7 separate regions of the Homo sapiens genome follow, and all the other regions are linked to region 1. A link is a loop called in an ENCODE intact Hi-C map of the cell type or tissue named here. Cell type or tissue: heart right ventricle. All regions are shown on one strand.

Evidence for each region. Hi-C counts contacts between places; a loop is a spot of excess contacts. Peaks named below come from ENCODE experiments on the same cell type or tissue, not always from the same donor. Only the 100,000 strongest peaks of a DNase experiment are listed, where the experiment ranks them.
Region 2: a loop joins it to region 1, with 6 times the contacts of the local background. A loop is called at or near these places in 66 of 110 quality-filtered maps.
Region 3: it touches region 1 in a loop (9-fold over the local background); 104 of 110 quality-filtered maps call a loop at or near these places.
Region 4: it touches region 1 in a loop (9-fold over the local background); 83 of 110 quality-filtered maps call a loop at or near these places.
Region 5: it touches region 1 in a loop (4-fold over the local background); 56 of 110 quality-filtered maps call a loop at or near these places.
Region 6: a loop joins it to region 1, with 7 times the contacts of the local background. A loop is called at or near these places in 54 of 110 quality-filtered maps.
Region 7: a loop joins it to region 1, with 3 times the contacts of the local background. A loop is called at or near these places in 61 of 110 quality-filtered maps.

The regions. Positions count from the first base shown.
Region 1 is chr2:102,018,371-102,022,370 of GRCh38, forward strand. IL1R2 (interleukin 1 receptor type 2) reads left to right here. Exons shown (of 9, transcript NM_004633.4): 5 at 1,268-1,442; 6 at 3,817-3,879. Among named protein-coding and RNA genes, the nearest start is that of IL1R2, 28 kb to the left of the region's middle. RefSeq lists a silencer at 2,611-2,804. In heart right ventricle, CTCF peaks have their summits at 2,426 (motif pointing right) and 2,641; a DNase peak (open chromatin) is centred at 2,431; H3K27ac peaks cover 1,365 bases.
Region 2 is chr2:102,440,931-102,444,930 of GRCh38, forward strand. It overlaps IL18RAP (interleukin 18 receptor accessory protein), which reads left to right. Exons shown (of 10, transcript NM_001393487.1): 5 at 382-447; 6 at 2,270-2,393. Among named protein-coding and RNA genes, the nearest start is that of MIR4772, 11 kb to the left of the region's middle. In heart right ventricle, CTCF peaks have their summits at 2,500 and 2,704; no DNase peak of the experiment used is centred here.
Region 3 is chr2:102,239,380-102,243,379 of GRCh38, forward strand. IL1RL2 (interleukin 1 receptor like 2) reads left to right here. Exons shown (of 12, transcript NM_003854.4): 12 at 1-623. Among named protein-coding and RNA genes, the nearest start is that of IL1RL2, 54 kb to the left of the region's middle. RefSeq lists an enhancer at 1,390-1,684 and a silencer at 1,624-1,683. In heart right ventricle, CTCF peaks have their summits at 1,629 (motif pointing left) and 1,849; DNase peaks (open chromatin) are centred at 1,292 and 1,622; H3K4me3 peaks cover 610 bases; H3K27ac peaks cover 1,909 bases; H3K27me3 peaks cover 288 bases.
Region 4 is chr2:102,164,961-102,168,960 of GRCh38, forward strand. It overlaps IL1R1 (interleukin 1 receptor type 1), which reads left to right. Exons shown (of 12, transcript NM_000877.4): 4 at 1-48; 5 at 155-344; 6 at 1,153-1,321; 7 at 3,638-3,703. Among named protein-coding and RNA genes, the nearest start is that of IL1R1-AS1, 15 kb to the right of the region's middle. In heart right ventricle, a CTCF peak has its summit at 1,628; no DNase peak of the experiment used is centred here; H3K27ac peaks cover 508 bases.
Region 5 is chr2:102,363,047-102,367,046 of GRCh38, forward strand. The region is part of intron 2 of IL18R1 (interleukin 18 receptor 1); the gene reads left to right. Among named protein-coding and RNA genes, the nearest start is that of IL18R1, 9.3 kb to the left of the region's middle. In heart right ventricle, no CTCF peak of the experiment used is centred here; no DNase peak of the experiment used is centred here.
Region 6 is chr2:102,447,463-102,451,462 of GRCh38, forward strand. It overlaps IL18RAP (interleukin 18 receptor accessory protein), which reads left to right. Exons shown (of 10, transcript NM_001393487.1): 9 at 3,386-3,559. Among named protein-coding and RNA genes, the nearest start is that of MIR4772, 17 kb to the left of the region's middle. In heart right ventricle, CTCF peaks have their summits at 2,115 (motif pointing left) and 2,314; a DNase peak (open chromatin) is centred at 2,111.
Region 7 is chr2:102,341,016-102,345,015 of GRCh38, forward strand. It overlaps IL1RL1 (interleukin 1 receptor like 1), which reads left to right. Exons shown (of 11, transcript NM_016232.5): 6 at 1,208-1,279; 7 at 2,021-2,162; 8 at 2,255-2,400. Among named protein-coding and RNA genes, the nearest start is that of IL18R1, 13 kb to the right of the region's middle. In heart right ventricle, a CTCF peak has its summit at 2,091; no DNase peak of the experiment used is centred here; H3K27me3 peaks cover 358 bases.

The DNA of each region.
Region 1 (4,000 bases):
CAGCCGTGGCCGAGTGACTCCACCTCTCGAACCTGTTTCCTCTGTAAAGTGGCAATTAATAACTTTCACCACCTGGGATTGTTTCAAAGATTAAATGGAATCATGTGTATGAAGCACCCGGTGCAGTGCTTGACATATAAATGGTGCTCAATAAATGTGCATGGACAAAGATGTCATGGTGATGCTTAGTAATATTTATTCCCTTCATAATAATGATACCTATTACTGCGCATGTACTATATCCAAGCCTGTTCTAAACTCCCTGACATGCAACCCGATGAAGTAGGAACTGTAAATATCCCCCCTTTTTACAGTTAAGGACCCATAAGGATGTTCCCAAGATCACACAGCCAGTAGATGGTGAAGTCAAAACTCAAACCCAGGAGGCCAGTTCCCATACACCACTGGAATGACTGTGGTGCTGGGCTCTATTTGGCATTTTTCATATTTGACTACTCATGCTTAGAACAATGAAATATCTCCTTTCAATTAAATATGTTCTAAAGTGGTACTTCATGAGCCATGTGGCAATTTCAATTTTATCTGTGTTCTCGTTCGGAGTAAGATTCTGAAGTGACTCAAGGTTATATTTGACTGTTGCAAACGTTGAATAATCATGATTTTGAAAGTGATGTCCCTGAGAACATTGTGTGCTCATTAGGGTGTTTTTAGAAATCCCATTCCGCTCTTTCTATTTCCTGGAGGCCTTGATCTTGAGGATTCTATTCTGCAGAGACCCCAGAGAACCTTGTGTCCATATAAAAAGTGTGGACTCGTTTCCCCTATTTAGTTTTTCTTATAACAGAGATTTTTCTGTTACTGACTCACAAAATTGAAATGCTTTTTAAAGTAATTACTGCAACGTCATCTCTTCTGAGCATTGTTGTCCAGGTCATCATGACGATTTATAGTGCTCTTCCCAGATACTTCCTAAGGCCTGAAGGTAGCAGTCAGGACATAAACATATTTGTATTTTAGATGGCTTACTTTGTCAAAGAAGAGTTCGTCTCTTTTTTTTCCCCTTGGACAAATATGCTCTAACTATTGTAGTTAACCAAATCTAGCAATTTTATTTGTTTATATGTTAACAAATTCCTTCCCCTAATAATACAGTCAAACGTATGCCCAAAGTACAAAATTGGCAAAGTAAATACCAGGACAATTCTTGGATTGCAAATCCCACATTGGTTGATAATGATGATGTAATTCATAGCCTTTGAGATGTATATTGGTATAATGTCAACTTAAAAAAACATTTTCCCTTAAGGATTCTCTTCTTTTGGATAAAGACAATGAGAAATTTCTAAGTGTGAGGGGGACCACTCACTTACTCGTACACGATGTGGCCCTGGAAGATGCTGGCTATTACCGCTGTGTCCTGACATTTGCCCATGAAGGCCAGCAATACAACATCACTAGGAGTATTGAGCTACGCATCAAGAGTAAGTACTTGCCATTGAGGCACCTATCTATCCTGGTTCAATAACAAGCATGCAGAGAACAAATGACGGTGCACGTAGAATTCCTTGCAGGTCTTTGGAATGAAGGATAACGGAAAACAGATCCATCAGCTCTCCTGAAGCATCAGGTTAATAAGACGTGTGTGATACTTTGAAAGGTATAAATCAGGGTGTTGTTCTGAGAACAGGTGAACGAATTGGGAAGGTTATAGGGTTGCAAGATGAAGGCTAAAACACACCACTCAAGAGAGTCAAACAGTGGCTTCTGTAGAAGGTACCCTTGGAAAGTGTCCTGTGAAGCTTTGCACCTATAGGGCTAGAGGTCACCACATGCTGTAACTTTATGTTCAATTTTAGGATACTTCAATTTTATTGGGTATTCTAACCAGAGAGCTAGCCTTGCACATCCAGTGGAAATTGCCTTTTATTTGTCTTCCCTAAGGTGGGTCTAGCTGCCCTTAATAGCAATATTTCAAATAGTCAGAGCTGCCATTGATTAAAAGGAGTTTCGTTTGAAAATGCTGTTTTGAGCAGTATTGGCTATTGTTTCACATTTGTTCAACATTTACTCCGTACCAACTGTGTGCCGGACATGGAGACAGGTGTAACCATGTGTAAATCCTGGACTTTGCCTTGGAGAGTGGGCCACACTTCTTTGTTTTTTATACTGAATAATGATCACAACTGGGGTCTTTTGAGGGGATTTCAGAGAGCTTCAGAGACACGCTAAGTTTAAATAATTGGTCTATAAGGGGAAAATATATTTTTCTCACAGAGCATCCAGAGATTCAGTTGCACCGCATTTTCCCACGGACTGAGGTGTCCTGATTGTGTTTGTTTTACAGTCCTGTGAGGATTCGTTCATATCAGCTCCTTGCTTCTGGACAGGCCACTGACTCAGGTCTCCTGAGGCTTTCCGTGGACCGGCACGGTCCTGTCTCTGCGATACTGTGCATGAACACTAGGGGGCAGCCGCCCTACATGCCTGTCTGTGTTGTGATCCTCCCAGGATCTCAGTGGCTCTCAAGGGGTGGTCCTGGGCCAGCAGCGCCTCATCACCTGGGTACTCAACAGACATGCAAATCTCGGGTCCCGTGGAGACCTACTGATTGAAACTGGAGTCTGGGGGCTGTCATCTGTGTCTCACAAGCCCCCGGGTGATGCTGGGGACCCTCAAGTCTAAGAAGCACTGAGATCCTGGAGGCTTCTTTCTCTCCCTGGATGCCCCAGCTCCATAGGGCAGCGCGTGACTTGGAGGAGGGGAGGAAAAGGCGTCTGGCCGTGGTCGAAAAGCCGTCTGCCCCTCAGGCTGTCCTGCCATGCTGTCTAATGTGTACTCATGTCAGGATTTCAAAATGCTGTTTCGTGGAAGTGAGGATGATGAGGCCCGTCGTGGAGACAACTCACAGCCCTCACCCCCCAGGTGTCCTTTTTGCTCATTTCAGGGGCCTCGTTTCTTTCTTTCTTTTCTTTTCTTTTTTTTTTTTTTTTTGGTTTTTTTTTGAGGCGGAGTCTCGCTCTGCCACCCAGGCTGGAGTGCAATGGCGCGATCTCGGCTCACTGCGACCTCTACCTCCCGGGTTCAAGCGATTATCCTGTCTCAGCCTCCTGAGTAGCTGGGATTACAGGCTTACGCCACCAAGCCCAGCTAATTTTTGTATTTTTAGTAGAGACAGGGGTTCACCATGTTGGTCAGGCTGGTCTCGAACTCCTGACCTGTTGATCCACCTGCCTCGGCCTCCCAAAGTGCCGGGATTACAGGCGTGAGCCACTGCACCCGGCCACCTCCTTTCTTTACGTTGGCTCTAATCCCTTGGAGATCCACTTCTGCCTCTCCAGAGAGTTTATCTCTTCAATTAACAAGGCCTCTGTGGCCGAGGCCAGGTTACACACTAGCCTTCCAAATAGGTGTTTCTTGAGCCCTGTGCCTTTTCTAGAAGAACTGAGTCTTGAGTATTTTGTGGCAGGCACTTTGGAGAGGTGGAGAAGGTATTTTAGGTCAGGTCAAGTTTCGGGGAAAATCTATCTCGTGGACCTCATAAACATGATTGTTTTCAGGAAGTCTGGGAGGGAAATGGTTAATTGTTTATCATAGAGCAAGGACTGAAGACCTCCTGTCAGCGGAATGTGTGTTTGGCTGTGGCCTCTTCCAGTAATTGCTCTGCTGGGAAAGTCATTGGCCAAGGATGCTCGATTTTGTAGAGAGCCTGTTTCCTTTGCCAGACAAAGCCTGACTCTCATAATGACTGGCCATACTGGAAAGGATAACTTAGTTGATTAGCCAAACAATGACTTGAACCACAGCGTCAAATGAAGGCTTTCCTAACGGAATCTCTTTTCCTTACATCTTTCTCAGAAAAAAAAGAAGAGACCATTCCTGTGATCATTTCCCCCCTCAAGACCATATCAGCTTCTCTGGGTAAGGCCCACAAGGACCATGCATTCCACGCACCTGTGGGGGTGCCTGGTATCCCAATGCAGGGGGCTTGGGACCCTTGCGTCTGCTGATCATACCTGCTCCTTGGGTGCAATGTGCCTGG
Region 2 (4,000 bases), 420 kb after region 1:
TTGCACAGTTTCTTGGGTGGATTCTCCTTTCAGTTCAATTACTCAGCCAGATGGCACCACAAAGAAATCTTGTGGGAAAAGACAGGGATAGGAGCTCAGGTCTGCAAGGGGCAGGATTAGTGTGAAAGAGAATGCACACAAGCAGATATGGATCAATTAACAACTAATGTTTTACCAGCACCCACAACCTGATGTGGCAGTCATTTTAGGGGGCAAGCTTTTTACATGGAAACCGGAATTCCTAACTTACAGGTAATTAGTAAAATGTGAAGACAGAGCTCCAAGACATTTAGATCAAAGTGTGGCTGTGCACCTAAATCTTCATCAAGCAGGCCTTCAGACTTTCCAATGCAAATAGTAATCTTTGTTTTCATCTTTCAGTGGGAGACACTAAACTCAAACCAGATATTCTGGATCCTGTCGAGGACACACTGGAAGTAGAACTTGGTAAGCTGGGCCTCATCGCCTTTGAATGACATCGTGCTGCTGGGAGCAGGTCTAAGTGTGATAGAAGGAAAACAGCATTGGGATTTCCAGTCAAACAGAATTGGGTGTGAATCTTAACTCAGCCATTGACTAGTTTTGTGACTTTGCACAGTTACTTCATCCTTTAAGCCTCAGTACTTAAATCCGCAAATAGCTATCATAAAACTGACCCTAAAAGATTATATTGCAGGCCGGGCATGGTGGCTTATGCCTGTAATCCCAGCACTTTGGGAGGCTGAGGTGGGTAGATCACTTGAGGTCAGGAGTTTGAGACCAGCCTGGCCAACATGGTGAAACCCCATCTCTACTAAAACTACAAAAATTAGCCGGGCGTGGGTGTGGGTGCCTGTAATCCCAGCTACTCAGGATGACAAGGCAGGAGAATCACCTGAACCTGGGAGGCGGAGGTTACAGTGAGCCGAGATCGAGCCATTGCACTCCATCCTGGGTGGCAGAGCAAGATTCCATCTCAAAGAAAAAAAAAAATTATACTGAGAAATAATGGGACAATGTATGTTAAGTGGCTGGAGCATGAAACCTGATCAATAGATTTTATTCTTCCTTAACTTCCCCAGGAACAGGTGGTTTCGTACATGTTGGTTAGGTCTATCAGTTATGACTACAAATTCGCCAACCTGAGTAACATTAACTCTTATGAATATGACATTTAATCTGGCATTTAAGAGAACTGTAGTAGAATTCTACAACCCCTGCCCAAACAATTTGTATTCCAAAGTAGTGTCTTCTTTGGGGTTGAGGAGAAATTGACTTCCCTGTGGGTCTCCTTTTATTTTGTCAACTTCAATAATATCTATGTCTTTCTACACAGACAAATAAGAATTGCTGTATTAAAAATAAAATGCTGTTTTTCTTTTAATAATATAAATTTTTTTATTATTATTATACTTTCTAAAATGCTACTAAAACATTTATTATTTTAGAAAGAAACATAAAAATACATGTTATGATATAAGATCACTAGATGGCAGGAGTGGTGTGTTCTGACTCTAGAAATAGCACTAACTATGTGCTCAACGTCACAGGAATGGAAGGAAGGAGGAAAGAAGGAGGAAAAAATTAGATTAATTCATATAGTCAAGTTACATATGTATTAGTGAATTATAAGGTATTACCAGTGGAAAAACGTTAAGGTGCAAAGATGAGTATTCAAATGGAGCTCCTAGTCATTTCATGGTTAAATATTAGATTTGAGGCAGAGCATATGTGAATATTCCTCATGGAAAAAAATGGGTAGAAAAAAGTTAGTCTCATAATATGCATGCCCATCCATAGTGAATTGTTCAGAAAAATTGCTTAATATCGAAATAATTTTTTTATTTAAACCACGTGCTACAATAACTTTATGATTTTTACTTAATAAACAAATATTGGATAGTAAAATTTTCTTTATGGACACACCTTGTACTTCAACAGTAGTGCAGAAGACCGGGCTGATCTCAGAAACTCCTCATTTTCTTAGTTTTCTTAGTGTCTCCCTCAATCCACATAAGGACCCTTAGTGATATAATCATGCTCATCTTCATTTTAAGAACATATAGTCATATGGTTGAGATAGAAGGATTGCCCATTAGAAAAAATGTACCTGGTTTTATGCATTTCTGAATGAGAGCTGTGTAGACGTTTCATTATTTCTGGCACACATATTCTACCTGCAAACCTGATTGCATCAGGAGACAGCTTCTGGCGACGTCTTCCTCCCAGATGTAGGACAAAGTATTCTCACCAGCTTCCTTCTTGTTTTCTCTGGCCTCTTCATTTTCAGGAAAGCCTTTAACTATTAGCTGCAAAGCACGATTTGGCTTTGAAAGGGTCTTTAACCCTGTCATAAAATGGTACATCAAAGATTCTGACCTAGAGTGGGAAGTCTCAGTACCTGAGGCGAAAAGGTAAGAAAAAAACTCACGGATTCTGTTCTCTGCAATTCAGAAGAGATACTTCTACCTTTAGAAATGCCTAAAGTATACAGTTGATGGTGTAGCCACCAGCACCGACTAGTGGTGAAAATAAAAGCACAAAAATGCAAAGTGCAAACGGCCGTTGAATGAAATATTTAAGTTGTTTTAAACCTCAATTTGTAGGAACAGTTTGACGTGGCTGCTCTCAAAGTCAAGCTATTGAGCAGACAGTTGTACTGACCCAGACTGCTTGGAGATAAGTAATATGTCCAAGAAATGGGAGGAAATGCTGCTTACCCTCACTCTGCTTTTCACCGGTGCCACCCGTTCAGAGAGTGTGGGGGTACAGGGATCCAGATGTGTGGGGTAATGAACAGTCTAGAAAACCTCCAGGGGAAATGGCATCATAATAATAAGTCTGACAAAAAATATGTGAAGTGAGGAATACCTGAAGCAACTTAACCCCGAAAAAGAGGCTCAGAGGAGGGCTCTCTGTCTTGAAATCCTTGGGAGCTATTACATTGTTTGAGAAATTTGACTTGGTTTGTTGCTCTCTGGAGCACAGAACCCGGATCAGTGGTTTGAATTTACTGGTGAGATATTTTGGCCAGTAGAAAACCCTAGATATTTGGAGCTATCCAATCACAAAAAAAGTTGATCTCCAGTCCCCAGAAGGATCAAAGGGCCTGGATCCAGTGATGTCCAATCAGATGTGTCTCCAAAGGATGCATTCCCTGATTTTTCGAAGATGTGACCCAGAGTAAGAGTCTATGCATTAAGTACCTTCTTCTGATACTTAACAGATATCAATAAGAAAATGCAATATCATTTTGAAAAGTATACATCATTACAAAAAAGTACAGAACAGATTTTGGTCACAACAATAAAATTTAGCAAGAATTTCTAAGATCAGGAAGGTCATTGGGGCCCATCTTAAGCTGATATTGCATTAGAGTTCACAGTAGGAGAGTGTAGTCAAGAGGGTATGTTTTGACATCACCCACCCTTGGGTTTAAACCCATTTTCTATCTGATGTCAACATGACCCTTAGCCCCGGTGAGCCTCCATCACCCATTGATAATCTATGGATAATAGCCTGCACTTTGCAAGCTCACTGGGAGGCGTGGTTACAGCAGAGGTGTTATGCCTATCACAATGTGTGACAGGTAGGAAGCACTCAGTGAATAGGAGCTGGCATCGTGGTCTCAGAGCAACACAGCCTAAAACATCATTCACATACACAAGATTTCTTAACACAAAGATGGATTGTAGATTGGTAACTTCAGAGAACTCAAATTGTGAATAAATGCCAAGACTCCCAACTTCCTGGGTGGAGCAGCGTGGCACAAGCCCAGGAATCAAGCTGCCCATTCCCTGCAGTGTGGTCTGGGGCTACTCACCCACCTTCTTTGCCTTGTCCTTGTCACTGGCCAAGGCCATTATGATCCTATTATACTCTAGGGTTCCTGGGAGGTGAGGAATGGAGGACATTAGAGTCCATATTTTGTGCACAGAAGAGGGACTGATACATAGTAAACCTTCAGTAGGAGTTGGTCATTTTAAATATTTTTCTTAAGGTATTGTTATTATCTATTCTC
Region 3 (4,000 bases), 220 kb after region 1:
AGGAGGATGGGATAAGAACTGGGGCCATCCCCATGTCATGGTGGGTGAGAGCTGGGGCCATCCCCGTGGTCATGGAGGGTGAGAGCTGGGGGTTATCCCCATGGTCATGGAGGGTGAGGGCTGGTCGGGGGAGGCATCCCCAAGTCATGGTGGGTGAGAGCTCGGAGCATCCCCATGTCATGGTGGGTGAGATCTGGGGGTATCCCTGTGTCATGGTGGGTGAGGGCGGGTGGTCATCCACATGGTCATAGTGGGTGAGAGCTGGGGGTATCCCTACATCATGGTGGGTGAGAGCTGGGAGCATCCCCATGTCATGGTGGGCGAGATCTGGGGGGTATCCCCACGTCATGGTGGATGAGAGCTGGGGGAATCACCATGTCATGGTGGGTGAGATCTTGGGGGATCACCTGTCATGGTGGGTGAGAGCTGGGGGGATCACCTGTCATGGTGGGTGAGAGTTGGGATTCATCCCCATGTCATGGTGGGCTGAGCCCACATGGAAGCCTGTGCTTGGACAGCGTATGCCCTTTTCTCTGTTTTTCCACAATGAACAATTAAACTGTAAATGTTAAAAATATCAGTAATTTGTGAAATAAATTTTATTCTCATTTGAGCAACATAAATCACAATTTTGTTTGTTTACCATGCCTGTCAAAATCACAAACATTTTCTTATCAGTTTAAATAATGAAAACTGATTTCTGCTAAAATCATCTGACAATTAGCTTGTCAACATTCAAATATTTTTCACCTTAAATCCACTACCTTCGTGGTGTGGTCCACTGAAAAGTTGGGCAAAACCCAACCTGTGATTGAGGCTATAGAGAAACATGAGGGTCATGCACAATAGCTTTTTTTCCCCACACTTAGTAGATGGACTGTTTCTCAGTCTGACAGCCACCAAAGCTTTATGTCCTGATGAATATTTTCGTCCTCTCATCCTCTCTGATGGCCTCATTTCTCCAAATTTCTTCTTCTCCTCCTTTTTTTTTTTTTTTTTTTTTTTTTTTGAGACAGAGTTTCGCTTTTGTCACCGAGGCTGGGATTACAAGCATGAGCCACCGAGCCCGGTCAAGGCTTTCATATTTTTAAAACTTTGAAGTACAGTGAGAAACATAATTTAGTAAGCAACTCAGTATGCACACACGGAATGGAAAAAGCTCTGTTCTATGTTATTTGTTCTATTTTGTTCAAGTCTAGCTCAATTTTTCAAAATGCTGGTCACAGCTCGCCAACTTGTTTTAATAACCAACTTATGCCTTTCCACTGCAATCTGGAGAGCTCAGCCTCTCAGGCTGCTGGTCCCCCTGTCAATCACGATACTTTGGCTACTTTGCTTTCTTCAATCAACAAGGCTTTATCAAGAACTTATGGCTCTTTTAATTATCTGACTTCCTGGTCAATCAGCTTTGTTTGTGGTTTTAAATGACCACAGGATAGTAGAAGTGAACATAATTTCCTGCCTGTGTAAAAGGATGACATCAAGAGGAAAAGAAAGCAGCTCACTGGGTGAAGGACCTTGAGAAAGAGATGAACATTTCCTCTCTTGAGACACAGGACAAACAAGGTCACGCCTGAGCTCGGCAAACAAGGACTTCGGTGCCTGCCTACGGCGCCATTGCGCCCTCTAGTGGCTGCTGAGGAACCGCTGTCCAGCCCGAAGCTCACAGAGCCCCGTTCAGGCTGCCGCAACCTACCTAGGCGGCCAGAATGGAGACTTACAGGTGGGCGGGCATCCCGGGGTGCACACATTACCTTCTCGGGGCTCTCCAACTTAAGGCCAAGGATATCTTTCTTCTTTTTCGGCTGCTGAGAAGGTGGAGATAGTGCCATTTTCGAATGTGTTCCTAACTCTTGGGCTTCTGAGACTGTCGCAGTCTGTCCAAGGGTGGTGAGTGGGGATCAGCAGGCCCTGTTTACTATGTGCTCGCAAGAGGGGACTGCGGTCATAGGGATTTCAGAGAGGTGGCCCTGGCGTCGGGCCCCTGGACTCCAGTCACAACTCAACCACTTGCTGAGGGAGTATGCTAGCTAAATCCCTCTTGCAAGTCAAAAACCCTGTGCCCCAGTTTCTTCCTCTGTAAAAAAGGGATAATACAATGTTGGTATCCTTATTGCCCACTACAAAAAGGGCCAGAGAATATGAACAGGACATTTACAAAGTAAGGATTAATTCGTACAAAAGCCCGGTGAACGGAAAATGTGTGTAACATCACAAATGATCTGATGCCGCCAGGTAGGGGGGCATTTACCATGTGCCAGACAGACCCTAAGCTAAGCTCTTTAAGTACATTATCTCATTAACAGTCAATTATCCTATATCCTCTCCATTTTAAAATGAAGAAAGTAAGTGTGTAAGAGATTAGATAACCCACCCAGGGGTAACACAGTTGTTAGACATGGCCCCAGGGAAGTGTATCACCGGCTGGGTATTTCACGATGTTACAGCATTCCTTTTAAATTGTTAGGCATGATAATGGTAGCATTGTTATGTTTCTAAAAGCATCTTATGTGTTAGAGGTGACATACTGAAACATTTGTGAATGAAATACTATGATGTCTCGGATTTACTTCAAAATAATCCAGTGCAGGGAGTGGTGGAGGACATGAGTTTGTGAAACAAGACTGCCCATGAGTGAAGTTCATTCATGAAAACATAGAGCAGTTAAAAAAATTTTTAAAAACAAAGAAACTCGCAACCCTCAGACACTTACGCAAGTCTGCTGTGAAATAAGACATCCTGGCTATTCTGAAGAGCCGGATGAAACTAAGGATGGAGATTTTTGTTTTGCTTTCAAAATATAAACAGCTTTTTCCTCCCTGATTATTTGCTCATTGGGTAAATTTATGAAAACAGGAAGTTATAAAAATATTCATTATCCTTTTGGTGTATATATGAATATTCACATAGATTTGATCTTGCAATACCAATCTTAGATTTATGAATTGCGTTAGTCAGGGTTTTCTAGAGAAACAGAATCAATATGACTTTTATATATATACAAAATTAAGAACTGTCTCCCATGATCATGGAGGCTGAGAAGGCCCACAATCCACTCTCTGTGGGCTGGAGACCCAGGAAGGCCAGTGAAATATTTCTTTAGTTGGAGTCCAACACCCTGAGAACCAGTGGCGCTGATGATATAAATCCCGGTCTGAAGGCAGAAGATGAGATGGTTCAGCTCAAGCAGTGAGTGAGGCAGATCTTGAAAAGGGGTGGAGAAGAATTCCTCCTTCTTCTGCTTTTTGTTCTATTCAGGCCTTGAAGGGATTTGGATGATGCCCACCTGCTCTGGGGAAGGCTCACTGTCTTACTGAGTCCATTGATTCCTGCGCTAATCTCCGCTGAAACACCCTTACAGACACGTCCATAAATAATGTTTAATCTGGGCATCCTTCAGCCCAGGCAAGTTGACATATAAGGTAAACCATCACATGGATGTTTAGGTTTGTTCTATTTGTTACTTTTACAAACAAAGTGCATTCATCTGATCATTTGCCTTAGATAAATTACTGGAAATAGAAGAATTTATCTTTTAAATAGATCTATTTATATCTGATCATTTGATGCATTCTTCCAAATTTCCCTCCAGAAAGCTTGTACCAGTTGTGACTCCCACCAATGCTGGCTGAAGATGTCAGAAAGCAAAACCTATTCTAAGGTGTCCCAGGCTCAAGCCTGAGTTCCTAGTTTGGTAATGACACTGGGGAATTTCTTGTTTTATATATTTTTTGTGCATTTCAAAAGAAATGATCAAGAAGCTGTGATGGGATGTTTTTGGTCTTGAAGGACCTAGTAATACACTTCTCTGTTTCAAGGTGTGGCTGTGCAATTCCCAGCCCCACTAGTCCCCTGTCTTGTATGTTTATCCATTGTACCTTCTCTGCTGCTGGTGATTCTCAGTAGGGCACGTTCTCAAGCAGGCCTCCCTAGGGGTGGATGGTGCCATTGCTTCCATCCAGTTGGATGGATCCTAAAAACTTAACAGGCCATAACACAG
Region 4 (4,000 bases), 150 kb after region 1:
TGTTCCTGCTAAGGTGGAGGATTCAGGACATTACTATTGCGTGGTAAGGTAAGAGAGGAATTAGTATGTTACAAACATGTTCTAGTTTCCTGCAGTTGTTAAGGACAGAAATACTTTTAATAATGCTTAACTTACCTATTTTATTTTATTTTAGAAATTCATCTTACTGCCTCAGAATTAAAATAAGTGCAAAATTTGTGGAGAATGAGCCTAACTTATGTTATAATGCACAAGCCATATTTAAGCAGAAACTACCCGTTGCAGGAGACGGAGGACTTGTGTGCCCTTATATGGAGTTTTTTAAAAATGAAAATAATGAGTTACCTAAATTACAGTGGTATAAGGTAATTTTATTTTAAATATGACATTTCACTTTTCCAGAAAATAAAATAGTTCCCTGGACAATAGAATGTATCTGCAAAGTACCTTTTTATTTTGTATATTGTTTTCTCTTTAATGGTGAAACTTGATAGGGAACCTAAAAAGAATTGTAAGACTGCATTCACTTAATTTGAAGCTTAACTAGAAATTTGTTTGCTGTTGTTTTTATTTAATTTAATAAGATGTAATTGAGAAAAGTACTAGAAATAGATGTTTAAAGAGAAGGCTGATTATAAGCTTAAGGTATTGAAGATGTAACTATTTATTACAAAACATACTATGTGTGTTTTATTGAAGATATGGTCTTCAAATAACCTGCTAGTTTCCATAACTGTCTGAAAAGTGGGTTGACTAGCTTTCCATGGAACACCCCATGTTTTGGTAACTTTAATCTACCTAGTCTGATGGAACTTAAATGGGGAATCATCTTGTAGAGCTTAAGACGTACTAAATACGTAATATCAATGAAGTGCAGTATTGTTAAGAAACTATATAGTGTTAACATTTTTTTCAAACATGTTTTTCTTGCAAAATAAATTGGCCTTCACTTCATAGTACAAGTCTCATAGACTTGAAAACTTAATGTCATAGGAATATAGTTAACTGTTTCCAAAAAGCCAGTATTAAAACTTACTATATGTAAGGAACTTTTCCAGTCACTTTCTAAAAATATAACATTTGCTAAGGTGAAAAAAATGGAGCTCCTTTGGCGGTAGATTGGGGAAAGTTATTGGTTATTGGTTTTCAATGCTTCTCTCTCCCTTTATCTAGGATTGCAAACCTCTACTTCTTGACAATATACACTTTAGTGGAGTCAAAGATAGGCTCATCGTGATGAATGTGGCTGAAAAGCATAGAGGGAACTATACTTGTCATGCATCCTACACATACTTGGGCAAGCAATATCCTATTACCCGGGTAATAGAATTTATTACTCTAGGTGAGTCATAGCTCCAGCCCTAAAAGGTTTAGATCTGGGAAGGTCCAGAGACTGTGATTCTAATACTACTTTCATTATCCATGAAGAAACCAAATCCAAGACGACCTCAATGATACCACAAAAGTCACATGGCTTTAGTTTTGTTTTTTTGTTACTAAATACTATGTAATGTTTTTCCATTCCTGCTTCAGATGTAGTTCTAATTAAATAGAGACATTATGAGCTGTGTTTTCCAACTGATTTAAGAGGGTTGTTCTTTGGCATGGCTAAAAATGGTTCTTACTGAAAGCTCTGGGGCTCCCTCTGGCTGGTATATGGGAATGTTCTGAGAGCCTGCACCTGGGGAATCTCAGTGAGTGTCAGTGTCTAGCAGCAAGCATCGGTGTGGACACTAATGAGCTTTGGAATAAGTCACATTTCCAGAATCTACCTCCTGTTCATTCTGTGTTAGGTGTTAACCTCTCTAACCCTGTTTCCTCTTCTGTAACAAGATGATGCAATCTCCCAAGGTTATTGGGAAGATTAGAGATATGGGGTACACGAAACTTGTGTACCTGGTGCAAAGAAATGCTTGGTGCAAAACAGCTATGCAATTAATAGGTGTAGGATGATTGTTCTTGTTAATTTTCTTGTGTCTTTCAATTCTGCGTTAACCATGTTTCATATTGAAAACTATATCACAGCAAAATGAAACAAAATGCACAAATTGCCAGGGGATAGTCAGAATGCTCAAACTTTTTGTAAATATTGAGATTTTGTAAGATTTATGTAATAAAATAAGAGTTATTCCAATCAGAACTTTTTTGCAGGTTATAGGGGTGACTATTAGTAGTTATGCTGGGACAACAGGTATAAATTGGGACTATCCCAAGCAAACTCAGAATATGATCACCCTATAAATAGCTTCACTTTTCCAGTTATATAATACTTTATTTTCCTAAAAATATTTTTATTAAATAAAAGTTAATTCCTTGCCATGGTCCCACAGGCATCAGTGAATCCCAATTTTCAATGGTCTTTGTATCAAACCATGTTCTTGAGTTTTTAGCAGCCTGTCATTGGGTAGCTCTGGTCTGTCTTTCCTGAAACATAGTAACCTAACCAGCAAGTAGAACTTGAGAGAGAACTGGGCACTGGGGACTATTTAAGCTAGGTTAAGTGTTTTTTTTTTTTTTTTTTTTTTTGAGATGGAGTCTCGCTCTGTCACCCAGGCTGGAGTGCAGTGGTGCGATCTCCGCTCACTGCAAGCTCTGCCTCCCGGGTTCATGCCATTCTTCTGCCTCAGCCTCCCGAGTAGCTGGAACTACAGGCGCCCGCCACCACGCCCGGCTAATTTTTTTGTATTTTTAGTAGAGATGGGGTTTCACCGTGTTAGCCAGGATGGTCTCGATCTCCTGACCTCGTGATCCGCCCACCTCTGCCTCCTTAAGTGCTGGGATTACAGGTGTGAGCCACCGCGCCCGGCCAGGTTAAGTGTGTTTTTGATATTCTCTGTTTCCTTTTCTGATCCCATTTGTAGAAACAATATACTCTACTCGGAGTGAGGTAATATTTTGTTTTCTTTCCAAGGCCCACACCAATGATGCCTAGCACTTTTTGTTCACTCAAGGATTCAAAAATATTTATTGAGCATTTACTATGTTTCAGGAACTGTAATAGGTATACATTAGGGAAAAAAACAGAGAATATCCTACCTTCATGGTGTTCACTTTTTTTTTGATTGGGGGAATACCGAGTGCTCAATTTTATAGTTTCTCATAGTTTCTTCATGGCCACAGATAAACCCCTGAAACCAATCTTTTCATAAATAAGTCAGATTAATTTCTGGGGCTTCTTGATACTTTTTTGCCTATTTTAATAAATTACAGCATTATTCCATAACCCTGTAGTTCTCACTATTGGGTCATTAACACAGTCATTAAATGCAAGCAGGTCTAGTATTGACTAGCCCTTCTGGCCAATAACACCCAATTCAAGGAAGTGACTTTCCACTACTCTCGCCTTTGCTGACATGCTTTCACTTAAGAGAGGCATTTGTCTGGGGACCCAGGGTCCTGGTGATGTGTGTGTTTTTCAGTAGCACCCCACTCTATGAATTCGGAAGGTCTAGCTCTACCCCGGGATTCACAGTGTGCTGTGGCCTCTGCCTCAGCTTTCTTCCTTCACTTTCTGCCTCCTGTCTCCTGGCATATGTGCTTTGAACACTTGATGGAATATCTGGCCAGAAGTCATTTAGTATGTTTTGCTAAGTGTTGTCGTCACTTGAGATTCTGATCTATAAGAGACTGACAAACCTTATGGATGTTTTTCTTTCAGAGGAAAACAAACCCACAAGGCCTGTGATTGTGAGCCCAGCTAATGAGACAATGGAAGTAGACTTGGGTAAGTGGGCTTCAGTGAGGGTATGCTGGAATCGGTTTTTTTTTTTTAAAACATAAGAGTAAGATAAATTGTATCTTTACTATATATAATCTAAGCCATTTACTGTATAAATCTATCAATGGAGGGAAAGTGAGACAAATTATATCTTAATTTTTTGTATTTCTTGCCTCTATGGCAAACATCTTGCCATGTCTGATATCTCCAGCCCTACTTTTCTGTGAACACTTATTACCATGAAAACACCAACCAGACACCAAGGTCAAAAGGCCTAGGAACCAGCAATGCCATTGACTGGTA
Region 5 (4,000 bases), 340 kb after region 1:
GAAAAGTAAACGACAAATATATTAGACAGCTTAAAAAAATTAGAGTGAGACAGAATATACAAAAAAGAGACTGGCTAGACCAAGGAGCTCAAGTAGGCTTCATAGTAGATGTCAAATGCCAATTTTAATTTATTAGCAGTGATTGCCTAGAGTTTTTTTTTTTTATTTGAGAAGGATTCTGAGACTTCATTCTTTAGCGTTCCATGATTGAATAGCAAGGCATTCCTTAGGCTTTGGGGGAGAAAGTGGGAGCACAAATATTAATTTGCCTTGATCTATTATCTAGGAGAGGGAAACACATGGGCTCATTTCCCTACTTTGATAATTACTGCTGAAGAGATAGCTGAATTAAGCTTTTGGTACTTTCAAATAACACAGGTCCAATCTCAGGGTATATTTACTTACGTGAATCCATTTATTATTGAGATCCCTGCAATGGAACCCTACCCAGATGATAAAAGAATGAGGTAGATCTTCATTTTTTTATATGTAATGATCTGTCAAACAAGTGAGTGGAAAAGCAAGGTACAGGAAAATGTGTCATGAGTTCCATGTCCTGTGGACATACACTAATAGCCTTACTCCTCATTATAATGAGAGCATGTTTCAGGCACAGAAACAGCCATGCAGCCAGTTGTGCAAAGTTGCCAAGCTCCCAGCTGCCTGCCCTGAAGAGCACTTTTCATGAATGTTTCACTCTAGGGAGACATGACAATGTTCTACATGTAGGATTCACTGAACCTAGTTGAGTTTAAATGACAAAATGCTATGATTGTCCAAACTCAAGACAGTTTCAAACACAGACTTTATTCCAAAGGGCATTGGTTGTTGGCACTGCTGGGTTCTTATACTGTGTTTATGGAACAATAGGAGTGCCTATTTTGGCACTTGGAACTCCACAAACCTTGAATTCCACTTATTTATCCCATCAAGGACCATTTCCAACAAGCATTATGGTAATCAACAAAGCCTCTAATGGTAAACCATGATTAGATATCCAAAGCTTCTAGCTGCCTGAGGAGGGGGGTGGTGTGGACTTTCAATTATCAACCTCCCACCTCTGGAGAGTGTGTAATTCACATTAAGTTTCTTCAAATGGTAATACTTCCAGAGAGCACATGTCCATCCAAACACAGTCATATGTGTTTATAGAAGCTTTTTAAGACAAGCGAAAACCTGAAAACCTAGAAATAAGCCAATATCCAACAGACATTTGTTTAATAAACCAAATCCCCAACATGCATCCTTTTATAAAATGGATAAATTGCGAAATGGTAACACGATTAGATACTACATTACAATGAGAAAAGAACACATCACTGCTACAGCATGAATGCATTTATAACAATCATGTCAAAATAACCCAGACATAAAGGAGCACATATTGTATAGCCTATGCATTTTATTATATTAACTCTAAAACAGGAAAATAAATGAACTGTTAATGACTCACCAGGGTTTTGCATGTCAATTGAAGCTGACACCCACATATACACATGTATCACACCTTCTATGTTGAAGTATTAGTATAAAATAGAGATTGTATTGCAACCAGAAAACATGAAGTTGGTGCTCCTTAACTCTTGTGTTTTGTGGTAGATTCGACATCCATGTTTTCAAAGAATGTGTATTAGTCCATTCTCATGCTGCTAATAAAGGCATACTTGAGACTGGGTAATTTATAAAGGAAAGAGACTTTATTGATTCACAGTTCTGTATGGCTGGGGAGGCCTCAGGAAGCTTACAATCATAGTGGAAGGGGAAGAAAACATATCCTTCTTCACATGGTGGCATCAAGGAGAAGGCTGAGCAAAAAGGGGAAAAGCCCCTTATAAAAACATCAGATCTTATGAGAACTCACTCACTATCAGGAGCACAGCATGAGGGTAATCACCCCCATGATTAAATTACCTTCCACCAGGTCCCTCCTATGACACATGGGGCTTATGGGAACTACAATTCAAGATGATTTGGGTTGGGGTATAGCCAAATCATATCATTCCACCCCTGGCCTCTCCCAAATCTCATGCTCTCACATTTCAAAACACAATCATGCCCTTCTAACAGTCCCCCAAAGTCTTCACTCATTCCAGCATTAACTCTAAAATCCAAGTCCAAAGTCTCATCTGAGACAAGGAAGGTCCCTTCCTATGAGTCAGTAAATTCAAGAGCAATTTAGTTACTTCCTAGATACAATGGGAGTACAGGCATTGAGTAAATACACCCCTTCCAAATGGGAGAAATTGACTAAAACAAAGGGGCTACTGGCCCCATGCAAGTTCTAAATTTAATAGGGCAGTCATTAAACCTTAAAGTTCCAAAATAGTCTCCTTCAACTCCATGTCTCATATCCAGGTCACGCTGCTGCAAGAGGTAGGATCCCATGGCCTTGGGCAGCTATGCTCCTGTGGCTTTGCAGGGTACATCTTTCTTCCTGGTTTCTTTCATGGGCTGGTGTTGAGTTTCTGGGCTTTTTCAAGTGCATGGTGCAAGCTGTCAGTGAATCTATCATCCTGGGGCCTGGAGGATGGTGGCTTTCTTCTCTTAACTCCACTAGCTGTACTCCAGTGGGGACTCTGTATGGGAGCCCCAACACCACATTTCCCTTCCACACTACCCTAGCAAAGATTCTACATGAGGGTTCCACCCCTGCAGCAAACTTTTGCCTGGACATCCAGCATTTCCATACATCCTCTGAAACCTAGGCGTAGGTTCCCAAACCTCAATTCTTGACTTTTGTGCACCTGCAGCCTCAACACCATGTGGAAGCTGCCAAGGTTTGGGGCTTGCACCCTCTGAAGCCACAGCCTGACCTGGTATCTTGGCCTGTTTTAGCAATGGCTGGAGGGGTAGGATGCAGGGCACCAAATCCCTAGGCTGCACACAGAAAGGGACCCTGGGCCCATCCCAGGAAATCATTTTTTCCTCTTAGGCCTCTGGGCCTGTGATGGGAGGGTCTCTCATGAAGATCTCTGACATACCCTAGAGGCATTTTTCCCCTTGTCTTGGCAATTAACATTTGAGTCCTCATTTCTTATGCAAATTTCTGCAACCAGCTTTAATTCCATGCCCCCCATTCCCACGAACATGGATTTTTCTCTCCTACCACATTCTCAAGCTGTGAATTTTCCAAACTCTTATGCTCTGTCACCTCTTGAATGATTTGCTCTTTAGAAATTTCTTCTTCCAGATAATCGTCTCTCAAGTTCAAAGTTCCATAGATCTCTAGGACAAGGGCAAAATGCAACTAATCTCTTTGCTAAACATAACAAGATTCACTTTTGCTCCAGCTCCCCAAAAGTTCCTCATCTCCATCTGAGACCACCTCAGCCTGGACTTTATTGTCCATAACATTATCAGCATTTTGGTTAAAGCCATTTAACAAGTCTTTAGGAAGTTCCAAACTTTTCCATATTTTCTTATCTTCTTCAAACTGTTCCAACTGTTCCAAACTGCCCTCCAAACTGTTCCAACCTCTGCCTGTATGCAGTTCCAAAGTCACTTCCACATTTTGTGTATCTTTACAGTAGCACCCCACTTCTGGTACCAATTTACTTTATTAGTCCATTCTCACACTGCTAATAAAGGCATACCTGAGACCAGGTAATATATAAAGGAGAAAGATTTAATGGACTCAGTTCTGCAGGGCTGGGGAGGCCTCAGGAAACTTACAAAAGGGGGAAAAGCCCCTTACAAAACCATCAGATCTCATGAGAACTCACTCACTATCATGAGAACAGCATGAGGGTGACTGCCCCCATGATTAAATTCAAGATGAGGTTTGGATGGGGACACAGCCAAACCATATCAGAATACTTCTATCACATCACTTCCTCTTTATGTTGTGGTTAACAATTTTGAGTTAAAACCAGACTGCTGCTTTGAGAAACAAACCCTGACTATAGAGAAGGCATTCTGTCCATGTCCTAAGGGAAATGTTTCGTTCAGTTTAAATACTCTCATTCTCAAAATGTGGTAAAAGTGCACCCGAGAGTCACTG
Region 6 (4,000 bases), 430 kb after region 1:
GCTGGAGAAACAATTATTTTTTTCATTCCAGTTGCCAGGAATCTTGTAGGCAATGCTATTGTGAAACATGTTGGACTTAAAAATAATCCCTCTATAACCAACCTAAAGCAATAGGGCAAATGAGTGAATATCTCTGTGCCTTTGTTTCCTCATCTATAAAACAGGATTGTCATAGCACCAATTGCAAAGGATGCTGTGAGGGCTCACTGATGTATTCTTAAGACACATTTAGTATTCATTCATTTATGTATGTATGTATGTATGTATTTATTTATTTATTTATTTTGAGATGGAGTCTTGCTCTGTCTCCCAGGCTGGAGTGCGGTGGCACCATCTCAGCTTACTTCAATCTCCGCCTCCCAGGTTCAAGCAATTCTCCTACCTCAGCCTCCTGAGTAGCTGGGATTACAGGCATGCGCTACCATGTCCAGCTATTGTTTGTGTTTTTAGTAGAGACTGCTGGGTTTCACCATGTTGGCCAGGCTGGTCTCGAACTCCTGACCTCAAGTGATCCGTCCGCCTCGGCCTCCCAAAGTGCTGGGATTACAGCCGTGAGCCACCGTGCCCAGCCACATTAAGTATTTAGAATGGTGCCCAGTACACGGTAAATAGCTCAGCATGTGCCAGACTATGGCTGTTTCTTGAGGACTAGAGTGTATGCCTGCCATGTGTGTTAGCTACTTTAATGGTCACAGCAATCCTACCAGCCAGGTAGAGAGACAGGAAGTCATGTGCCTACAATTGAACTACTGGAAGGCATTAGAGCTTGGGATTTGGGCACAGGTTGTCTGGCTTAAGAGGTTTCATTAGCTGTTACCTCAGTTAGCCTCATCTGTAAAATGAGGCTTTTAAGACGGTGGGAATGCCCCCAAAAGTGAGAAGTCCTGTAAAATGCAAGTGCTATTACTATTAATGAAGTGCCTGTCAATATTTGAGGCAAGATAATCATGTTCATTGATGTTTGCTTCTGTGGAATAGAAGTCTTGCTTCTGTTTTTTTCTAGTCCTGGAAATCTCCAAGGTTAGAAGGTTTGCAGTTTTAGTAAATGACTCTGTTGCTTGGAAAAAGCAGAATCCCCTTTTGCAGGATTTCACGGATAATTATTTACCTTACTGAGAGGCCCCTCCAAATTCCAGTGCGTTCCCAAACTAGGAATTCAGTGAGGAGTTGTCAGATCCCTGGGGGAAGAAAGGGTGAATAAAGACCGGCATGGGAGGCTGGGTGTGGTGGCTCACACCTGTAATCCCAGCACTTTGGGAGGCCAAAGTGGGAGGAATGCTTGAGCTCAGGAGTTCAAGACCAGCCTGGGCAACATGGTGAAACCTGCCTCTACAAGAAATTTTTTAATGTTAGCTGGGCGTGGTGGTACCCACCTGTAGTTCCAGCTACTTAGGAGGCTGAGGTGGGAGAATCACCTGAGCCCCGGAGGTCAAGGCTGCAGTGAGCCATGATTACATCACTGCACTCCAGCCTGGATGGCAGAGCGATACCCTATCTCAAAAAAAAAAAAAAAAAAAAAAAAGTGACCGGGAGCAGTGGCTCACATGTGTAATCCCAGCACTTTGGGAGGTCCAGGTGGGCGGATCACTTGAAGTCTGGATTTGAGATCAGCCTGGCCAACACGGTGCAACCCCATCCTTACTAAAAATACAAAATGTAGCCAGGCTTGGTGGCAGGCACCTGTAATCCCAGCTACTCAGGAGGCTGAGGCAGGAGAATCACTTGAACCTGGGAGGTGGAGGTTGCAGTGAGCCGAGATCATGCCACTGCACTCCAGCCTGGGTGACAGAGCAAGACTCCTTTTCAAAAAAAAGGAAGAAAGAAATGCATCAGTCACATCTTTCTTTAAACTTACTATAGAGAATACATACTAGAAATCCTTAAGAGAAATGTTTTTAAGATTTATTTTAATAACTTTTTTGAATGAAGCAAATTATGTAATCAAGGTCATAAAATGCTATTTACCTTAAGATTCTGGAGCTGGCTTAGAAGAGTCAGTCAATGGGGAAACATTTACTTGTGTCCTTTCTTTTTCTATTTTGCAAAGACAATGTTTTTAGTGATCAGATCTGGAGGCAGAATCCAGTTTTCAAGCACGGGGATGCAGTGCCCTCTGTTGGCCAACCTAACATTTTTTAGCAAAATGACTGCTTTGAAGTTAATGCTAAGTAACCAAAATTTTAGAGATGTAGAATGTTAGAATTCTGGAGGACCTCAGAGATCATCTAATACTCCACTCTCTAATTTTATGACTAAATAAATGTAGTTTCCAGGTTATAGAAAAATTTTAGTTTGCTGGGATTTCACATGATGTGGAAGGAATAGAGGCAACTGTGGTGTGTTACACATTTAAACAGCACAGCACCTACCTGCCAGCCATGCCCCACAAGTCTCATCCTTCCTACATGAGCAATGAGGTGCTTCATAGGTTAGTTTCCCAACCTCAGCTCTTTTATATCCTCCTCTGTTGACTCTGGGAGCTTCCCTTTTGGTACCTGGTACTTCCATCCACCGAGGCATCATTTTAGGTTCACCTTGAACATGGTGTACTACTAAATAGCATCAGCAATCAGGGCTACTGTTTACCGTTTTGTAACAATACTTTGACAGGGATTGTGGAAATTGCTGGAATACAAATCTGATGTATCCCATTCCGAAGCCTGTGAGTTAAGTGTTGGGATTTTCTACTTCTTCCAGTGAGTTCCTTAGTCTCAGTAATCATATGCATTTATGAAGTATGCATATGAAAATATCCTATAACAAGTTATATACATATAGTTTTCCATCTAGAATAGAGGGGAATGGACATTTATCTTGCACCTCCTATGAGCCAGGCACCAAGAAGTTCATATACATTATCTCATGAAACCCTTAAAACAGCCTGCCCAGGAGTTATGATTGTCTTTATTTTACATATGGGGATTCACATATCAGCATATGGGCCATCAACTCTCCGAGCAAGTACTTTTTCTCCTTGGATACGATGTGCTGGGTGTTAGCAGTACTTTGCTTACTGGATATCATCATGTTGGATGGGGCAGACTCCTGCTTGATGTGTGACTAATGAGACAGAAACACTGCAGGTGCAAAGAAGGCTCAGAGAAACTCCTGAGTTCATGTGACTTAATCAAAGAATGCCTCAGCCATTTGACCTAAAATCAGTAAAAATGCAAGACTGCTTCATAAATTAGAATTCGATTTGGGGTGAAAAATCAATACCGCTCAGTGGTATGATTTTGAAATGAATTTTTAAAATCAATTTAGTCAGGATCCCAAATATTATTTCTTATTCATTTACCATATGATTCAAGCATATGTATGTGTACCATAACAGTAAAAAAAAGAGTAAATGACTTATGTTTTTATAAATTTTCCTATTCTTCAGATAAAAAGGATTTTGATGCTTTCGTATCCTATGCAAAATGGAGCTCTTTTCCAAGTGAGGCCACTTCATCTCTGAGTGAAGAACACTTGGCCCTGAGCCTATTTCCTGATGTTTTAGAAAACAAATATGGATATAGCCTGTGTTTGCTTGAAAGAGATGTGGCTCCAGGAGGAGGTAAGTCCAACATGTCAAGAAAAACTGCAGTGCAAAAAGGGCAGTTCAATGCAATCCCCAAGTCTTTTTTGTCATTCTTTGTTTTGGAATATAGATCTGGGAGATTACATGAGGTTAGAACATCTTGGGCAACAACACAGAAACTATATGTTCCAGAGATGTGTTCCATTATCAAACAAATCCATCTGCAGAAGAAGACAATCACATGGGGCCCTAGGCAGTCCTTCTAGGACAAAGATACCTCTCCTGGCTTCGCAGCTGAAGGCTGCGAAGTGAACTACTCGCTCACCCCAATTTAGTGGCCCCTCTGATTTCTGGGACTCTGCCTTCCACAAAGCTCACTCAGCACTGGGTCAAGCAGGCTTCTCAGGCCTGGGCCACGCCCTGGACACCCTGAGAAGTCCAGATCTCAGCCTGTCCTGCTGGCCTCCTCCTCCTCAG
Region 7 (4,000 bases), 320 kb after region 1:
AATTTCAGGGGGAAATTACATTACTAATTCAAAGCCACATCTGTTCTTTATTCTTTTTTTGTGACTTAATTTTCCAAAGATAAAGCAATCTGAATGCTAACTTAACTTACTTTTTTTGAATGGCAATACAACTATTTGGAGAGCAAAACCAGCTTTTTTTTTTTTTTTCTAGTTTGGTGTCAGAGTTTCTGCAAATTAAAAAAGAGCTTAATCTTTAGTAATACTCATTGGATTCAAAGTCTAATGAGAGGCTTTGTGATGGTATACTATGGTGTACATAAATGTTGTCGAGTGGTTTTTAATCTTTGTTTGCAATACTTTCAACATCATCAATGGCCTTGAGTAAGTCACTTCATTCTAAAAATGTGTTTTCCAAGTTATTTTAAATTTTATAAAAGCTTATTTAAGGGAAAGATTTCACAATCATAGCTTATCAATCTACAAAGGATTGGGGTCTCCTTAGCACAAGTCGATCTACAGACGTAGATGTAATAGCCCCTTTACGTATGACAGTTTTTTCAGGGCAAAGCAATATTGGAGACAAATTTTTGGAGTTTTTCAATACTCCACCGCTGTAAAATAAGCATCACCAGACCACATTCCTATCAGTGCCTCTTTCTGTTTAATATCAACCCTTACAGTGGTCCTTAATCACACTGTCATTAAATAAATGAGCATGAAGGGATGGAGGATTGCAGCAGTGCTCCATAAGCACTGCCCGTCTTTCAGCCTTAGTGGTCACAGGAGTCAGAATTCCGTACGGGGAAGATTTCACTGAGGATGGGCCACCCTAGTGGAGAACTGCGAGCAAATCTGTGGACTCATCCATTTATTATTTTCATGGGTCTTTTGAAATCTTCTCTGTAGTCTTATTCTTATTCTGTAGAAGAGTAGTTTTCTAACAACTACTAGGTCATGTAATTAGTTTTATGGGTTGGATCTGCATTTGTTTAAGTGATATCAGAGAATAATGATATTAAAGAGCATCATAGGTAATAAAAGAAAGTTTTATTTAAGTGCCTTTCTGTTTCGTGTGTGTGTGTGTGTGTGTGTGTGTGTGTGTGTGTGTGTGTTTGTCATTATGGGTTATTGTCAGAAGAACTTGAAAAACATTGCTATGAAATAGAATAGAAACATGAAAATACAAGCTTTATATTGACTAGCATTCAATGCTCTCCTAATATTTATATTTCTTTTTGTCTTTAAGATGAGCAAGGCTTTTCTCTGTTTCCAGTAATCGGAGCCCCTGCACAAAATGAAATAAAGGAAGTGGAAATTGGTAAGAAAATTTATCAGAATGCTGTAAATATTGCCTGGAAAAATCCTTCCATATGACCCCTGTTCTGAATTCCCTTAGCAGGGGTCAGGCAATTAGCATAAGGAACCTTGAGGAGTAAGTGAGGTGACATCCCTGAAAGCACCTGCCCCAAGCATTTGCTAATATTGGGAACAGGGACACAGCAATTGCAGTGTTTACATTTGTTTATTGTACTTTGTAATTCATGATGCTTTCATGTATGCATCTAATTTCATCTTCATCTCTATCCCAGAGCTTGGGATGGAGACCTGCAGGGTGTTCATTCTGGGCAATGGTAGCCAGATCCGGTAAAACATGTTTATCTTCAAAGTAGCTTATGGAGAGATGAAGAGAGTTCTGTAGAAAGATGTGGAAGAGGGCAGTTGGAAAGAAACTCTAATTTCTAGTAGAGGGCAATCCTTTTACTAGAAATCCTTTGTAATGTGGGGTTGGTGAAGGCAGAATCATTGGCCTTGTTAGTTTCCCATGCAGATGAGAATATAGTGGGAGCTGAGCTTCAAACCCAGCTGGGTGAATGAAGGTAATGGAAGCAGGGAGGAGGCAAGAGAGGACATAGAAAGAGGAAGGTGCTAGAGATGAGGGAGGGAGGTCCTGGTGGGGTGCATACTAAGTGTTCAGTAAGGTTTTTTTTTTACATTAAATGGGATAAAATGCCAGTCGCAGAAGTTAATTTTATTGGTGAATGTCCTTACTCCCCTCTAGGAAAAAACGCAAACCTAACTTGCTCTGCTTGTTTTGGAAAAGGCACTCAGTTCTTGGCTGCCGTCCTGTGGCAGCTTAATGGAACAAAAATTACAGACTTTGGTGAACCAAGAATTCAACAAGAGGAAGGGCAAAATCAAAGGTATTTTTATATTGAAGAGAACCATCCTCTTCCCCTTGCACATGGTTTGCACCTGCAAAGTAGGCATTAAAAGTAACAGGTTGCTTTCTTAGTTTCAGCAATGGGCTGGCTTGTCTAGACATGGTTTTAAGAATAGCTGACGTGAAGGAAGAGGATTTATTGCTGCAGTACGACTGTCTGGCCCTGAATTTGCATGGCTTGAGAAGGCACACCGTAAGACTAAGTAGGAAAAATCCAAGTAAGGAGTGTTTCTGAGACTTTGATCACCTGAACTTTCTCTAGCAAGTGTAAGCAGAATGGAGTGTGGTTCCAAGAGATCCATCAAGACAATGGGAATGGCCTGTGCCATAAAATGTGCTTCTCTTCTTCGGGATGTTGTTTGCTGTCTGATCTTTGTAGACTGTTCCTGTTTGCTGGGAGCTTCTCTGCTGCTTAAATTGTTCGTCCTCCCCCACTCCCTCCTATCGTTGGTTTGTCTAGAACACTCAGCTGCTTCTTTGGTCATCCTTGTTTTCTAACTTTATGAACTCCCTCTGTGTCACTGTATGTGAAAGGAAATGCACCAACAACCGTAAACTGAACGTGTTCTTTTGTGCTCTTTTATAACTTGCATTACATGTTGTAAGCATGGTCCGTTCTATACCTTTTTCTGGTCATAATGAACACTCATTTTGTTAGCGAGGGTGGTAAAGTGAACAAAAAGGGGAAGTATCAAACTACTGCCATTTCAGTGAGAAAATCCTAGGTGCTACTTTATAATAAGACATTTGTTAGGCCATTCTTGCATTGATATAAAGAAATACCTGAGACTGGGTGATTTATATGAAAAGAGGTTTAATTGGCTCACAGTTCTGCAGGCTGTATGGGAAGCATGGCGGCATCTGCTTCTGGGGACACCTCAGGAGCTTTACTCATGGCAGAAGGCAAAGCAAAGGCAGGCACTTCACACAGTAAAAGCAGGAGCGAGAGAGAGGTGCCACACTGAAACAGCCAGATCTCATGAGAAGTCACTCACTATTGCAAGGACAGCATCAAAGAGATGGTGCTAAACCATTCATGATGAACTCACCCCCATGATCCAATCACCTCCCACCAGGCTCCACCTCGAATACTGGGGATTACCATTCAGCATGAGATTTGGGCAGGAACACAGACCCAAACCATACCACACACATTATCATTGTTAAACTTTGTAAAGTATTTAAGGTACATGGAACACACGGGAAGTCTGGTAGCTCAGCCCATTTCTTTATTGCATCTGTTATTCACCATGTAATTCAGGTACCACGTATTCCAGGGAGCCTTTCTTGGCCCTCAGTTTGCAGTATACACACTTTCCAAGTACTCTTGTAGCATCCTGTTTGTATCATAGCACTGGTCACATTGCCTTACCTAAATCTGTTTGACAGTCTGCTCAACACGACTGCAAGCTCCATGAGGGCAGGGACATCATCTCTTCCATCTTTGGGTCCTTAGTGCAATACCTGGCAGCTAGCCAGTGCTCAGCTAAATATTTGTTGACTGAATAAATGAATGCACAACCAAATTATTGATACCAAATGTTTTTTTTGTGTACATTTCTACTTCTCTAGCTATAAGTCTTAATTATACAACAAAATACTATTTTTATATTTATGTTTGGTAAATTCAATAACTTTCCTCATCATTTGGAAAGTCAAATTGTTTATTGCTTCCCTACAGTTTTTTCTGAATCTAGCAGGATTTTAATGATATCATTATAATTTGACACAATAAAAGGACAACATGAAACTGATGAATCTTTATTGGGTTAATTTCAGACACTATATAATCTTTTAAAAATGTAACATTCTTTTTTA